Regions from separate parts of the Mus musculus genome. Here region 1 is linked to region 2. Evidence: chromatin loops called from intact Hi-C (ENCODE). Cell type or tissue: left cerebral cortex. All regions are shown on one strand.

What was found. Hi-C counts contacts between places; a loop is a spot of excess contacts. Peaks named below come from ENCODE experiments on the same cell type or tissue, not always from the same donor. Only the 100,000 strongest peaks of a DNase experiment are listed, where the experiment ranks them.
Region 1: a loop joins it to region 2, with 8 times the contacts of the local background. A loop is called at or near these places in 13 of 42 quality-filtered maps.

What each region holds. Positions count from the first base shown.
Region 1 is chr2:125,329,958-125,337,957 of GRCm38, forward strand. Fbn1 (fibrillin 1) reads right to left here. Exons shown (of 66, transcript NM_007993.2): 45 at 5,408-5,530; 46 at 2,301-2,426; 47 at 576-692. Among named protein-coding and RNA genes, the nearest start is that of Dut, 86 kb to the left of the region's middle. In left cerebral cortex, a CTCF peak has its summit at 4,396 (motif pointing right); DNase peaks (open chromatin) are centred at 1,814, 3,735, 4,396 and 6,730.
Region 2 is chr2:125,594,512-125,602,511 of GRCm38, forward strand. It overlaps Cep152 (centrosomal protein 152), which reads right to left. Exons shown (of 28, transcript NM_001081091.1): 12 at 6,638-6,801; 13 at 362-560. It also overlaps the pseudogene Gm34949. Among named protein-coding and RNA genes, the nearest start is that of Cep152, 27 kb to the right of the region's middle. In left cerebral cortex, no CTCF peak of the experiment used is centred here; a DNase peak (open chromatin) is centred at 4,605.

The DNA.
Region 1 (8,000 bases), 260 kb before region 2:
CACATTCACATTCCTAGTATCCTACCCTCCCAGTGGTCCCTTCTTCATCCCAAACATTCTTCCTTCTGCTTCACACGTATGTATGTCTTATATAGTACATACATGTCACATGTATGTGTACTTATATAGTACATACATGTCACACGTATGTATGTCTTATATAGTACATACAAAAAGCTAATCTAGATTCTGCACCTGAGAGAAAATGCCTATCGTGTCTTATAAGGGGGATGCTATACACTTAATAACTTGTTTGTTTGAAGAGAGGGTGTAGCGAAAGATCTAAGCAAGGCTCCTACACTCCTTCTGGATTGTACAATTTACAAAGACTTGCTTTTGTATATTTTAACCTATCTTGAAATTTATTTAACTTAAAATAGATATAGAAATCATAGCTGCTGATACACAGATCAATAAAGTTAACAGAGTTACTAAAATTGACTTTTAATCAACATGGTATACTTGATAGTCACGTGACCAACTGTTAGGCAGAAGATTGGATGCTGGCCATAGGCAGAAGATTGGATGCTGGCCATGATGCAGATGCGTGACGTGGCGACCTCCTGCATACTCACCTATGCAGTCATTGTTGTGAGACAGTATGAAGCCATGGTTACAGCGACAGTTGAAGGAGCCAATCGTGTTTCTGCAAGTCCCGTTCCCACAGGCGTCTCTCTCACACTCATTTATGTCTAGGAGGAAGAAAGGCCAGAGAGGGAGACACAATGACTAAACAGGAAAGTGGTTACGTGGTCACTGATGCTGAAGGGCAGTTGTGGCTGCACAGACTCTTCCAGGAGGCTGGAATGTTCTGCCTGATGTCACCAGCCTGGGGAAGCTGAGGTGAGGACCTACATCTTGGAAGTCCCAAGTTTCCTCAGTTGGCGTGTGAGAGGAGGCGAGACGAGGACACAAGGACTGGACAAGACTTTTATTCTATTTGCTTCTCAAATTCTCCACCCTTGCCACTTTGCTCAAATATTTTCACTTGAAAATGGAAAAACTTCAGTGTGCATCTGGACCTTCCCTTGGCGGATGTTGGCACACTTTGGCTTACAGGATTCATGTTCCATTTTACCCCAAGGTCGCGAGTCAGCAGGATCTCTGCAAACAACAACAGAGCTCCCCTCCCCAGCTAAGCTGCCACTTGGGACACGGCTCCTTCCTCCCACCAGTGATAACTCAGCTACCCTTCTGAACACACCCAAGGGATAAGATGGTACTCAAGCCAGGCAGTCGTGGGACACGCCTTTAATCCCAGCACTTGGGAGGCAGGGGCAGGCGGATTTCTGGGTTCGAGGCCAGTCTGGTCTACAAAGTGAGTTCCAGGACAGCCAGGGCTACACAGAGAAACTCTGTCTCGAAAAACCAAACACCAAACCAAACCAAAACAAAAAAGATGGTACTCAATTTGGCTTGGCTCAGACGCCCTGGCATTGCTTGCCTTTTTATTTACTGGCCCATGACTTTTGGCTTTTGCATTATGATGCTTATTCTGGCAACTTACATAGTTTTGCATTTTACCAAAGCAGTTAGCACCTTTCTTACATGCTATATTATGGGGGAGTAGAAAAGAGAACATTGGTACCATTGGCTTGAAGAGGGAGGGCAGATGGGCCAAGGACAAGGGGAGAGAACGAATGGAAAGAGACACCTGGGGAGCTCAAAATGTAGTGGCCAAAGTCAAGATTGCCTCTTTCAACTTTGGGACATGATTTGTGATTCAGATGGAAAAGTTATTGCTAGCTCTCCAGTGCCTTGAATGCGGAGTAAGCATCACATCCAAATAATGAGTCACTGTCACTCTTCAGGCCACTTGAGAGTTAGGAAGGCAAGCGAGTCTGTCGTGCTCATCCAGAGCCAAGAGAGGGAGATTGAGAAACAATGAGGCAGATTCTTGTGGCGATGCAAGGAAGGGCGAGCCACCCTGGGATGAGCCAGGATGATTAAGGAGGAGATTAAGCATCGTTCATGGGAGGACCTAGTTATAGCCAAAGGCAAGGGCTTTAAGCAGGCTCTGGACACTGTTCTTCTGATATGTTTGATTCATGGGCTTAAAGACCCTCAAAGGCCTAATGCATGCAACCTTAAGTCAGAAAGAAAGGACTGTTAGATGTTTGTGAAGCACTCCAATAGTACCAAAAAGTGGATCAATGTGCACACTCTGAACCCCGGACTGGATGTGCACACTTTCACTCATGGACCAATGCACACCCACCCACCCATGGACTGATGCACACACACTCACCCATGGACTGATGCACACACACTCACCCATGGACTGATGACCACATACTCACCTAAGCACATGGTCTGATCCACATTTGTTTTGAAGCCAGTGTGACAAAGGCAGTAGAAGCTTCCCACGGTGTCGATGCACTGGCCATGACTGCATATGTTCGGGATTTCTTGGCACTCGTTTCGATCTGTAAACCAGAAGTGTCTTAGGTGGGACACTGCACATTTGCATGTTTTCTTAGATGGAGACTTAGAGCATAAAACGACTGAACAAATTATCTCCAGGCCTTGCTCTCAGAGATAATCCTAACCCGAAACTGAGGTAGTGAAGTAGACACTGGCATTCTCTCTAGTTTTTCCTTTGAAATTGGCCAGATCTTACTCTCGGAGCATTAGTACCAGGCGAACCAAAAGGAGACAGCTCCTTCTGCCAAAGGTATCTTGAAAGAGGAAAGTAAAACTCAGAATATGGAGAAGTACTTTCTACAGCGCCTAAACAGCTTCACATGGAATTGATATCTCTAGGTTTTGGTACCAAAGATTATGGGCAAAGACTTTGGGGCTTCTTTGGAAAAATTGATAGTAAAGTCAAACCTATCATGAGTATACTGAAATGGGACACTACCATAAATGCATAGATGCTCACAGTGGGACACTACCGTAAATGCATAGATGCTCACAGTGGGACACTACCGTAAATGCATAGATGCTCACAGTGGGACACTACCGTAAATGCATAGATGCTCAGAGTTGGCCTTACTCCTTTGCCTCATTACTTCAGCTTTCATTCCACCTAGTTTAGTTGGAAAGTCAGGCTGCTTATTTTCTGGGTCTACAGAACTGTTACCTCAGAGCAACATGGCCTAACTGTGGCAGAGATGATGGCTATCTCCAGTCAGAAGCCATCAATTGAGACATTGTTTATAAGTCTCAAGTGTAGGAGGGGTTGGGGTTACACTGCCCCTAAACTGTGGCTAGTCTATATAGAAAACAGTTAACAAATACCACTATTCTCGTTTGAGAAAATATTTAAAATGAAGAATGGGTGGGCAAAGAAAAGGGATTTTTATTTTTTATGATCATAAAAGGGAGCTTCCCTTGAGAAAGGTCAGTCACCATCTAACTGTCTAAGAGACAGGTTTTTAGTTCCCAGGAGAGCATGTCTGAGGTTTCCTGGGAGGTTTTGAATAGGGACAGGATCCCAAACAGAGAGAGGGGCGATCATCAGACAGCGGCTGGGGATGTAGCTGGGAAAGGCATTTCTACAGGGATAGGATTTGCTACTGAGGTCAGACTGGCAACTTGAGCACCACCATCAACAGCAATGTGGAGCTAGGACCACTGTGATTTGGAGTTTTGTATGAATTTAAATTCAAATCTCATAGGACGATATTTTCGTTTTAAATACAGGCAGAGAGGAATGCTTTGCAATCTGTTTGAAAACTACCAGGATAAGACAAGTGCTTAAAATGGTTTAAAATAGTTCTAAGGTAGGATGGCAGCCTGGCATGGTAGCCACCAACTGTTATCTCAGCACTCGGGAGCTGAGACAGGGGAGTGTGAACTTGAGCCAGCCTGAGCTAAAGAGGAAAAAGATCCTGTCTCAAAAATCAGCAACAAAAGTGAGATGGGAACAAAGTGATTTCTAGGATAAAATACCAGGTTTTCCCTGACCGTACCAGATGCAGCTTAGGTTAACATTCTATAAGAAAACGCAGAAGGACCTGAGCTGTAGCAGGTTGTAGCTGATTGCCTTTTGCTGATCTATAAATGGCCCAACTTAGTGGCCAGAGCAAATGGTCTACAATGGCACACCCAGGGCGACCAGCCAGACTTTATTTTAACTGGCCACCTTTCACCCAGCTCCAAAGAAATAAAACTTGAAAATAAAATGCAGGGAAGTGGCGTTCAAGGCCAATGTCACCGGGGGAGATTGTGCTTCATATCTGCCAGGGACTCATTTTTCCTGTTCTATATCCTTACCTTTGGGATAATCTCAGCTCTGTTGATGGAATGCTAAATACTCACACATGCTCCCTTAAACTCAACAAAACAAATCTTGGTTGGCAAAGTGATTTTTTTTTTGTTCTGTTCTTATACCCTCTTCCTACCAAGGTTTCATTAAACAATGGAAAATATCCTGCAGAGGGCAGCACACTTCCTACCACTTAATCACAGTTGGCCAACAGAGCCAAGGCAAACCCGAGCACGGTTCCTCTCGTGTTGTTTCATTCACAAGTGCACAAAAACCCAGGAAACTCACTTGAAAGTGAACCCTGAGCAGGGTGACACACTCTTAAATGTACAATGTAACTGTACTGAAGTGTAGGTGAGGGCCCATCCGAAGTATTAGTTTGCCTCTGAGCTCTAACACAAGGGACTTTATTTTCATGCCACTAGCTAGAGAAACCCTTAGATGTTGACCAAATGTATGGCCAATGTGAGTGGACAATGTACTCTCTTCTTTATACCACATCCTGACAAAGTGGGCAGCAGACATCCCTAACCTCTGCTTGCTGTAGGTAGTGCAGAGGTAATGAGACGGTCAAGATTTGCTTATTTACTGTCTTCCCGGGGGTCATTCTCATCAGTAAGATGTTTGGGAAGACAAGGGTGGTGTGTGTGTGTGTGTGTGTATCTTTTAAATTCATTTATGCAGGAAGATCTGCTCCAACTCAAGTAAAGGCATCTAGCACAATAGAAGATATGATGAAAGCCTTCCCTGTCTACATTATGCAGAAGCTAATAATAATGATCCTCTTCCTCCCCTTCTTTTTCCTCCTCCTCTTCCTCCTTCTCCTCCTCCTCCTCCCCTTCTTCTTCCTCCTCCTCCTCCTCCTCCTCCTCCTCCTCCTCCTCCTCCTCCTCATGAATACCGATTAGAGGACTGTGGGCTTGTACATGTGGGTAATGGGAATTTCTTGGTAGGGTAGGGATAGAGAGACTCATTTGTGTAAATGACTTCTTTTTTGCTTTGTGGATATTTCATTTATAAGGAAGGCAAAAAGCTAAGCATTTAGCTATTTTAACAATTTTCCTCCTTTTTCCTCTTTAAATACATCTAGTTTTTCAACCTACATCCTCACTTCTATTCCTTAGCCTTAGAATCTATAAAAACGTGCAGAGTCAGGATCGTGACAGCAATGGCCTCTGAGTGGGTGCTACATACCGTTGCATTGACCTGTGGAGGTAAGGCGGTAGCCGGGCTTACAGTCACAGCGGTAGCTGCCTGCAGTGTTGATGCATTCCGCATTTCGCTGGCACACAGGGCCATTCTGACACTCGTCGATATCTGCAAGCAGAAGAGAGTTTATTTCAAGGAAGAATAGAGTCTGGTGTTGAGTTGGCGATACATAATGTTCTTATGATGGCTCAATCATTTGAAAAGACAGCAATGGGTATTTATACCAGATTTACTCACAGTGGCAAGATCTCGAAAGAAGCCAAGCTAATCCTCAGTAGGTGAGCGCATCATGAATGCACTGTGGTATATTAAGATGGAAGAATATAGATCAATATTCTAGTGAGCTGGCTAGCTACAGGAAGACATGGGAGAAACCCACATGTGGATTCATATGCGAAAGAAGCCATCTGAAAAGGCTCTATAATATTCTGATTTCAATATCTGAATTTCTGGAACAGGCAAAACTATGGGACCAGTAAAGAGATTCATGATCTCCAGGGCTCAGATCGGGTCTGGAGATGGTGGGGAAGGGCAGGTAGATAAACCCAGAGAAGCTTTAAGGCAGAGAAACTATGATACAATCATAGTAGATATACATCACTATAAAGTCATAGTAGATATATTTGTCACTATAAATTTGTCCCATCACTGGGAAGTGCAATACCAGTGGTGGATCCTATTCCCTAGGAGATGAGGCACATACGGCTCAGGAAGGGAAGAGCTTGGAAGACTCAGAAAGTCTCAAGGTAGAAAGGCACAAACAGTGCCTGGGAAGAGGAGACTCTGGCTAACGGCCAGCCAAGCTGCCGGCAAGTTGTTCAGGAAGCAGCTTTCATGAACTGTCTGCCATGTTGGGGTATGGTAGGCTTTTGGTGACATAGCTGCCCATGGCCATCCATGCTCCTGTATGGAACCACTCACCCATACTCCTATACATAACTCAGTAGACTTCCTGGTCCACTAAACAGGACTACAGAAGAACTGCATCCTTGGTCCGCTGTCAGTGCCCTATCCGGAGTGAAGAGATGTTTGTTCAGAGTTCCCCAGGAAAAGCCACAACAGAATTACATCAGGCCTGTGCTTGTGTGATGAGAAAACCTGAACGCAGCTTGGTGGAGCTTCCAGGACCGGGAGTGTCTGTCTGAGACGGGGTGGACTACACCTTTCTGTGCAGTAGATTCATGAGCAGCATGCCAGTGTCGTGAAAGACACAGCCTCAACTCACCCACCAGTTCTGCCCTGCTTGTAAACTGTAAAGAAACAGAGCCAACCATGCCACATTAGAAGCCAAGTGGTGTGACAGGCAGGCACTTCTGTGACACGAGCAACTAACATCTGCTCATGCACTTCCTTGTGGAAAGCATAAATATGGAAGTCCCCCGAAACATTCCTGGAATCCACTCCAATTTCAGAATAGCTGAGCCACGCATGAAGTCTACCTTCATTTTCTGATTTATTTTGACAGCTAAGAATGTGTTGGGAAGCAGCTGAGTGTATTTAAACACTCACCTTGAAGAGGAGTAATTTGTGAAATGGAAACCAAAAATCGGAGCACTTAGTCTTCTTAATGTTCTCTGAGTATGACTGTTTCTCGACACCTTTATGAGCAGATAGAGTGGGCGGAGCCTGCTGGGTCTTCCCCGACAGCAGGGCACCTTGCCTGGCCCAACAGGCTTTCAGTCCCATGTATGCTGCAAGGTCTGGGATGACTTTGTACTCATGGGTGGCCTTGCCTATGTGTCCTGGCCAAGGGCAGCATTTTTGGCAACTATAAGTAGCAAAGGGGTATTTGGGTAGGTATCCAAGGGGCTGACAAATAGAAGGGAAAATACAAGGAAAAAAAGTAGCAGGCATTCTGAGACATGTACCAGAAGGGGAAGAGTATAGTCACAAGGAAGACAGCCACCTCTAGCATGCTAAGTTCTGCTGTCCCCTGTTCTTCCTGAAGCAGTGCCTTTTCTGCAGGAACCGATTCTTGATGGTTCCTGGAAACCCCACAGCTGGGCTGTGGTCTGAACTGGCTATCTCTTTAAAGAGTCTTGGACTGGCTATCACCCCTGCCCACAACCCACACAACAAGCAAGGCAAGTGGTGCGTGCCCAGTTGGCCACAGTGGTTGAAAGCTGGCAAGAGAGCCCAGCAAGTACGTGGTTACTAATGGAACATAACTCTACATGTGGATCATAAACAGTCCCTAATTTAGAAAAAGAAGGTTTGTTAATGTCAAAATATTGACATGTGTGCCATAACCCATGCTCCAAGGGGGGTGACAGCCCTTTCTATAATGTGTAAAATTTGGCTAGAGGCCCACCACTCAAGCAGTAAGCAGAAACTGACTCCAGTTGTTCTAGAGAACATGCCGTATTTAGTTTGCAGCAATGCCTCTTCCACTAAAATGTAAAAGGATGCTATCTTCCCCATACGGGAAAAGTGTGGAGTGTCACAGCAAACACTGGGCCTCACAGGCTGCACACACGGCAACGGGAGGCCATTGGAAGTCCATGTGTATGCAAGCCAATGTTTCCCATATCAAATCGGTTGGTTCTTGCCATTTAGAATTCTCTCGTGCATTTGGAAT
Region 2 (8,000 bases):
GTATCGACCAGTGCTCTCTACCTCATTTCCTCAGAGACCAACCGTTGTAAGAACAGAACAGAACAGAACGCGCTCAGGAGCAGAGCTGCTAAGGGGCCTCACAGGAGGTGCCTGACAAAAGGCGCATCCCCTCTACAAAGTCCTCCTTTCATTTGTGAACAAAGAATTTAGCCTAACTGGCATCTCATTTACTAGGTGCCTAAAACAAGCCAATAAACAGCCTATCTATCAGGTGGCTTTTTTTCCTGTAAGCTTTACATCTAAGAGTCAAATAAACCCTAAGAAACCAAAAACGTAACTTCCATCTATAAGGCGCATGTCTCAAGGGGGCTTCTTACGTGTACAGGTTGCAGGGTCTCACCTCCATGCCGCTGTCACCATCCTTGGATTGCTGGAAAGCTTCCATTGTCTCCCGGCACTCTCTGAGATCGCTCTGCAGCTGAGACACCAGATGTCGCTTCACGGAGTTGCTAGTCAGCAAGCGCTGGACTTGCGTTTTCAGCTTCAGGATAAGCTCATCCTTCGAAGGGTCTTCATCTGGGGACTCCTGCTGTGTGACCCTGATGGGGAAACTGCCCGTTTAGCATAAAAGCAAGAAACAAATCAAAGACCCATAAAGCCCTAGCCACATGTGGTCATGGTTTCTATCCCTTACAGTCACAGCATTTTGAACTTTCTTTCTGAACATTTTGTTTCTTTGTTTCCTATGCTTCATACACGCTAGGCAAGCATTCTAACACTGAGCTAAACGCTGCTAAAGGGTTTGGAACTTGGGGATTGGAGAGATAACTTGGTAATGAAGAGCATGTGCTGCTCTTTCGGAAGGCCTGGATTCAATTCTCAGTACCCACGAGGGGGCTCACAACCATCAGTAGCTCCAGGGGATCTGATGCCCTCTTCTGGCCACCAAGGTCACCAGACACTCATACAAAGCACATACAAACATACAGGCAGAACACTAATACACATAAAACAAAAATAAATAAGTTAGAACTCGGTCATACACAAGGATATCACCTTTGCAAAAGCAAGCTCACCCCCCCACACATGGCATGTTCCCCCTTGGTGGCATGCTCCCCTTGGTGGCATGCTCCCCTTGGTGGCATGCTCCCCTTGGTGGCATGCTCCCCCTTGGTCTTTCTGCCTGACACAGCTCACACTTGTGATTTTTGGTATGTGTCATACTAATATTGAGCAAGGTGATACAGATATTAGGAAGAAAAAAGTAGCAACATCAGCTATCCTAACCAGCAACTGCTCTTCTCTCTTCCAGCTGACCGACCCAAGAGCCTGGGTGGACCCCGGCAACCTCCAGAAAACTGAAACAAAACCAAGCTTCTCTAGACTCCGCGTTCTCCTCTCTCCTTGTCCATTGCCTTTCTCTGCAGTAGTAAGCACTGGACCTAGTGGCCTGTGCATGCTACCCAGGTGCTCTCCTGCTGAGCTGGGTCCCAGTCTCGAAACTCAACTCTAGTTTCAATAAACTTAAGGCTTAGAATAAGATTCTAATTTTTTTAAAGTCATTTTATTAGTGTGTGTGTGTGTGTGTGTGTGTGTGTGTGTGTGTGATATGATAAGACCTCTGCCCTTATAAACTCTTAGCAGCTATGGCTGCCTGAAAAGACCTGCACAACCCAGCCACAAAGCCTTCGACCTACAGTTTGTCCTGCCTGCAGAGTATCTTAGGAGTGGAGCCTAGCATTATCATCAGAGAGACCAGAGAGACTCCATCTAGCAACTGATGTGAGCAGATGCTGTCCCATAGCCAAACATTAGGCAGAATTGGGGGGGGGGGGGGTCCTGCGGAGTGGGAGGAAGGATTGAAGGAACTAGAAGGGTCAGAAACACTGCAAGAACATGGCTCACAGAATCAACTGATCAGGACCCAAAGGGCCTTGCAGAGATCAGGGAGCCTGCAGGAGTCTGACCTAGATCCTCTTCATATATGTTATGGCTAAGTAGTTTGCTGCTCTTGTGGGATTCCTAACAGTGGGAGCCACAGCTGTCTCTGACTGTGGGACCCTTCTGTTACTGAGTTGCCTGGTCTAGTCTTGATGTGATGGTATGTGCCTGGTCTTATTGTGGCTTGTTATACCATGCTTGGCTGGCATCCCTGGGAGGCCTGGTCTTTTCTGAGAGAAGGGGGAGGGGGATACCTAGGAGAGAGGAGAGGTAGAGTAAGAGACTTGGGGGGGGGGGGAGGGTAAACTGCAGACATGACATATAAGAAAAGAATAAGAAAAAAGAAAAAAGGCGGAAAGTTAGGTGGATATGAAGTAAGGGTAGATCAGGAAAGAGATAGGGAAGGAGTGAGGATTCATACAATCAAAATACTTTGTATGCATATGTGAAATTCTCAACAACAACAAAAAAAAGATAAGTATATTATAAAGGAAAAAAAGAAAAGACTTGCTCAGGATCAAATGAGTCACCATTACAGCAGGGAGAATACTGGGTGCTTCTGAGGTCCCCACTCTCAGCTAAGGAGCTGCTGGCTGCTGGGGGAAGAGTCAGTTTTCTTTAAGGGCATGGATGCTGGTAGGCCCATGCTTCAGTGGACAGCCCTACACCCTTGAATAGATTGCCAATACAAATGGGACTCAATATTTAAAACAAACACACTCGTGTACACACACACAACACAGGACATCAAGTTGGAGTAGAGCTAGGAAGCACTAAAGGAAGAGTCCGGGAGACAAACAGGGTCACAATACATTCCATGCAAGTGGGAAACTCTCAATAAAAGCCTCTCTTTTTTTCTTCATTGAAAACAGTCACATACGTTTCTAAACAACACTTTCCTAGTGGCTAATATGTATGTTAAAGTCATAAACATTAGGTAAAAACTAAAGACAGTCAGGGAGACCTCAGACATGAGCGATAATGTAAATTTATTGGTTCATTAATTGTAAGAATTAATACAAAATGTTATCAGGGAGCACGAGAGCTGAGCATCTAGAACTGTGTAAAATATAATCTCTCCAAAGGAGAAAATCTATCTAAGAAAGAAATAACGATATCTGGGTTAAAGTTTTTACTCCTGGAATTGAAAGATTTTAGATGATTTTAAATGAAATGTTAGGTCCTTCTTTCCTTTCTGCTGGGTGCCCGCTGCTTGCTGTTGAAATGGGCAAGTTCATGAAACCTGGGAAAGTGGTGCTGGTCCTGACTGGACACAAAGCCATCGTGAAGAACATTGACGATGGCACCTCGGAAGGCCCTTATAGCGGTGTCCTCGTGGCTGGAATTGACTGACAGCTGCCATGGGCAAGCCACCCAAGATCAAGCCCTTTGTGAATGTTTACATCCACCCCGTGCCCACAGGTACTCTGGATAGCCCCTCGGACAAGACTGTCGCCAGTGAGGATGTGTTCAGAGACTCAGCTCTGAAACGCAAGGCCAGGCGGGAGGCCAAGGTCAAGTCAGAGGAGCAATACAAAACAGGGAAGAGCAACTGGTTTTTCCAGAAGCTTCACTTTTAGGTATATTTTTGGTTTTGTCATTAAAAATTAAGATAAATCAATAAATAAATGAAGTGTTAGGACATTGTACAATGTATGAAGAAAGGATGAACAAACCATTAGGTAAATTTAGTTTTAACAATATAATTAGAACTCCCTAGGATGGATATATTTCATATATACATATTTATATATATATATATATATATAAAACTAACTATATAGATGTAGTCTATGTGTATGTTTGCATATATAAATCCTCACCTATTTAAATCAGTTCCATTTTTACAGAAATAGAAATCATAACTATAACAGGTATAGCTATGTAAGAAACAAAATACCTAACAAAGTATTCCGCTATGGGATGTGCTGAAGTGTGAGCACTCAGTGTGAGTAAACTGTGTTTACTCAGCTAGCAAACGAGCCCTCCCTATTCCTCTTCCACTGCACACAGGCCACTGGAATCACACTCTGTACTCCTAGAGAAGCCAAGTCAGAGAGCAGAGAGCGTGCTTGTGCAATAATCTCTCCCTTCCTTGACGGGAGAGAAAGGCAGAGCGGTGACCACTCTGCCCGAGGATCACAGCACCCTACAGAGATCCTTTCCCTGAAACCCAAATAAACTACAGTCCCTTATGAAGCCTGCTGAGAAGACCAAAGGAAAAAGGCATTCCACTTGTTAGATGTTTATTATTTGAGCTTAGCAGCCAACTATAATAACAGAGAGGAAGCTGTCTGTAAGCTGTGTACAGATTTAGCTACTCCACTCCCATTAATGTAAAATAGAACAGTGAGGCTAAACCATGTTACTAGGAAGCAGCCTGAGGGCGTGGTGGTTGGTAGTAAAAGCTGGGAGCCACTGATACCTGGGTCAGTGATTTGAAAGCAGTTCAAGTCAAGAAAACACTAACTCACACTGGGAATTTTCGCTTCCTTTTCTTCAACAAATCAGTCCACTCAAGGAAAATAAAAAAAGAAAGCACAAATTTCTTCTTTCCTATGTCCTGTAAACTTGATATAAGAATACTTCTCAAAAATAGATGACCAACTATTAACACTGGCAGGTGGGTGAGGATTTAAGCTACATTTGTCCTCTGGAGGCTGCATTTGTCAGACGGTTTGTCCAGAGCTCTAGCAACTCCCCACTCTGACTCAGAGATGCCCCGGCTCCCAGCTGGGCGGCTCAGTCACTCTGAAGTAACAAGAAGCCTCCAGTCTAGCAGGTACAGGAACACACTTCAGGATTGCTACACTGTAGCTATGAATGCTTTATCAAGAGAGATGAACAGAGTAGCCAGGCACAGCCTGCATCCAATAATCCTAGCGACTGGCAGTCCAGTCTGTTCATTTGAAGCCAACCTGGGCTACACAGCAATATCTTACCTCAAGGAACAAACCAACCCCCAAAAAGCACAAGACGTAGGATGCGCTTTAATGGATGCACACGAAGGGTGTCTATTGAAAGAGATCAACATGAACACACTCATCACTCTGCTCTAAAGCCACCCACAGTACAAACTAAAATAAAATAACTGGAGAAAAACTTGTTTTTTAAATGAACTATGTCTTTAATCTTCGACATAAGAAGAATGAAGTTTGAAGTAAAAAGGCTTGACTGTCATGTAATGTGAACAAACAGAAAAATAGGCTGGGCCTAGAGAGTTTTGTGGCACCAGTAACACCTGAGCCAAGTGGTTCACCTTCCTAAGCTCCAGTAAAGCCAACATCTGTCACAAGACTGAGGACCAAAATGCTTTATAAAACGTACGACACTGCTGCAAGGGCAGGTGCCTAGCACTGAGAGGCAAAGCCATGACAAATGGTTTGTATCTGAAGTCTGTGTTCTTTCTCTAGGCTCTGAGAAGTCATTTGGCAGTGACCAAAAACAGGAGGCATTCCCAACCAAGTCTGTTTTCAAATAGTCACATAAACTGTAAACTGTGAGTACCTAGGCATAAAAACAATAGAATTTTTTTTTTTATTCACCAATCATAGTGAAAGCCTTTGTTCGATACCATGTGGCTGGATTAAAACACTCACACTGAGAGTCACTTTCCCATTGCCTGGCCTTCCACACTTCTCTCTCAGCTCTCAGCTCGCTAAGGCTGAGCTGACAGGGGTCCCCTCCACTTCATCTCAGGCACAGTGGCCTACATTTGTCAACCAGGTAATTATGGGATGAAAAGAAACCTGGGTCGACACGGCCCTAGATAAGAGCCTGAGGATCGCTCCCACCAGAAATCCTCCATCTAGCCCCGCTACCTTCTTCCTTGCTCTCTTCCAGACATAGCTGTTATCTGTAGCAACAGGAGCCCCAGGAGGCAGACACTCGGGCAAATGGAGCCTCACAAGGCTAAGTAAGAGCAGCTTCCCTTGCAGGATTATCTCATGACTTTAGATTCCAACCAACAAAATCCCACCTTACTGCTCTAATCTGTAATGGCAGTGTTAAAACACAGACTTCCCCAAGTCACATACGCAAGATTCCTAAAGTCACATGTGCAAGATAACTACTTTTAGCCCATAAGGCTAACATTAAAAACAGGCATTCACCTCAATGGTTCAAACACATACATAGTTTGTGCGAGTGTGTGTGTGAATGTGTATGTGTGTAATATGCGTGGTGTGTACACGTGTATGGATACAGGTGTGTGCCCACACTTGTGCATCAGGTGCCCTCTTCTGGCACACTCTACTTCAGTCCCAGAAACAAAGCCTCTCCCTGAACCTGGAGCTACGCTGGTGGCCAGCAATCCTCAGCTGTTCTCCTGTCTCAGCTTCCCACAATGCTGAGAGTATAGGTGCACTCAGCCATGCCTACCTTTTTAACATAGGTGCTGGGGATTTGAACTCGGGTCCTTATGCCTGCATAGCAACCTCTCTTCCCTACTAAGCCACCTCCCTGACCCCATAACCTGTATTTTAGTTACATAAACTCCTTCCTAGCTTTCTATAACCGGCACCTATCTGCATGACGAGGGCTACAAGCACAGTATTAATACTTCAGATTTCTATTCATTTGGATTTCAGGCATTTATATTTCATTAAGAATGTCTAAGACACACTGTCCCCTTAATTGGGGTCTTTATCTTATGGATGGTGCCACCAGTGTCCTATACCTCCATCACCAGCTTTATTAACATAAACTCATCTATAGTAAACTAGTCACACAGTACCTGTTAGCTTTGGATTGTTTCCAATTGACTTTTTTAATGCCCAAGTCCACACATGATTCAGTGAGCTCTATACTCAGGTCTCCTTCGGAGTCACCTGGAAGGACTCCGAGTTCTGCAGCAGATTCATAGAGCGAAATCTCATCTTTAAGCTCTGTTAATTCCTCCTAGAACAAAATATCAAAAGTAACTTTCACTGTTTTCCTAAATACAAAATCAGTCATTCTTTTCAAACCTCATTTTGATGATCAGTAAGAATGCAGAAAAGCCTCTTGAAATACATTCTTAACATTCATTCTAAATAAGTTCATAAAGGTCAGCTCCTGCTGTGCTTTCAAATGAATATATTTTCAAATGAACGAGGAAGAAAGGCAGGCGGTTCTCTCTGTGGCTCTCTTATTTACAAAACCCCTTAGCTGAGATGCCTCTGATGTTCCGGCCTCACTATAGAAGAAGACAAAACAGACAGCTCAGCCAAGAGCATGCTATGCTCTACCTGCCAAAAGCATTCTATGCTCTGCCTGCAGGAGCATGCTATACTCTATCTAAAGGAGTGTGCTAAGCTCTGCCTGAGGAGTGTGCTATGCTCTATCTAAAGGAGTGTGCTAAGCTCTGCCTGCAGGAGCATGCTATACTCTATCTAAAGGAGTGTGCTAAGCTCTGCCTGCAGGAGTGTGCTATACTCTATCTAAAGGAGTGTGCTAAGCTCTGCCTGCAGGAGTGTACTATGCTCTGCCTGCAGGAGCATGCTATACTCTATCTAAAGGAGTGTGCTAAGCTCTGCCTGCAGGAGTGTGCTATGCTCTGTCTGCAGGAGTGTGCTATGCTCTGCCTGCAGGAGTGTGCTATGCTCTGTCTGCAGGAGTGTGCTATACTCTATCTAAAGGAGTGTGCTATACTCTATCTAAAGGAGTGTGCTTTGCTCTGCCTGCAGGAGTGTGCTATGCTCTGCCTGCAGGAGTGTGCTATACTCTATCTAAAGGAGTGTGCTAAGCTCTGCCTGCAGGAGTGTGCTTTGCTCTGTCTGCAGGAGTGTGCTAAGCTCTGCCTGCAGGAGTGTGCTATGCTCTGCCTGCAGGAGTGTGCTATGCTCTGTCTGCAGGAGTGTGCTATACTCTATCTAAAGGAGTGTGCTATGTTCTGTCTGCAGGAGTGTGCTATACTCTATCTAAAGGAGTGTGCTATGCTCTGTCTGCAGGAGTGTGCTATACTCTATCTAAAGGAGTGTGCTATGCTCTGCCTGCAGGAGTGTACTATACTCTATCTAAAGGAGTGTGCTATGCTCTGCCTGCAGGATCAGCAGGCCTAGCACCTCCTTCAGTGGAAGAAACACTAGAGCTCCTCTCCAGCACCTTCGTTACCTTTC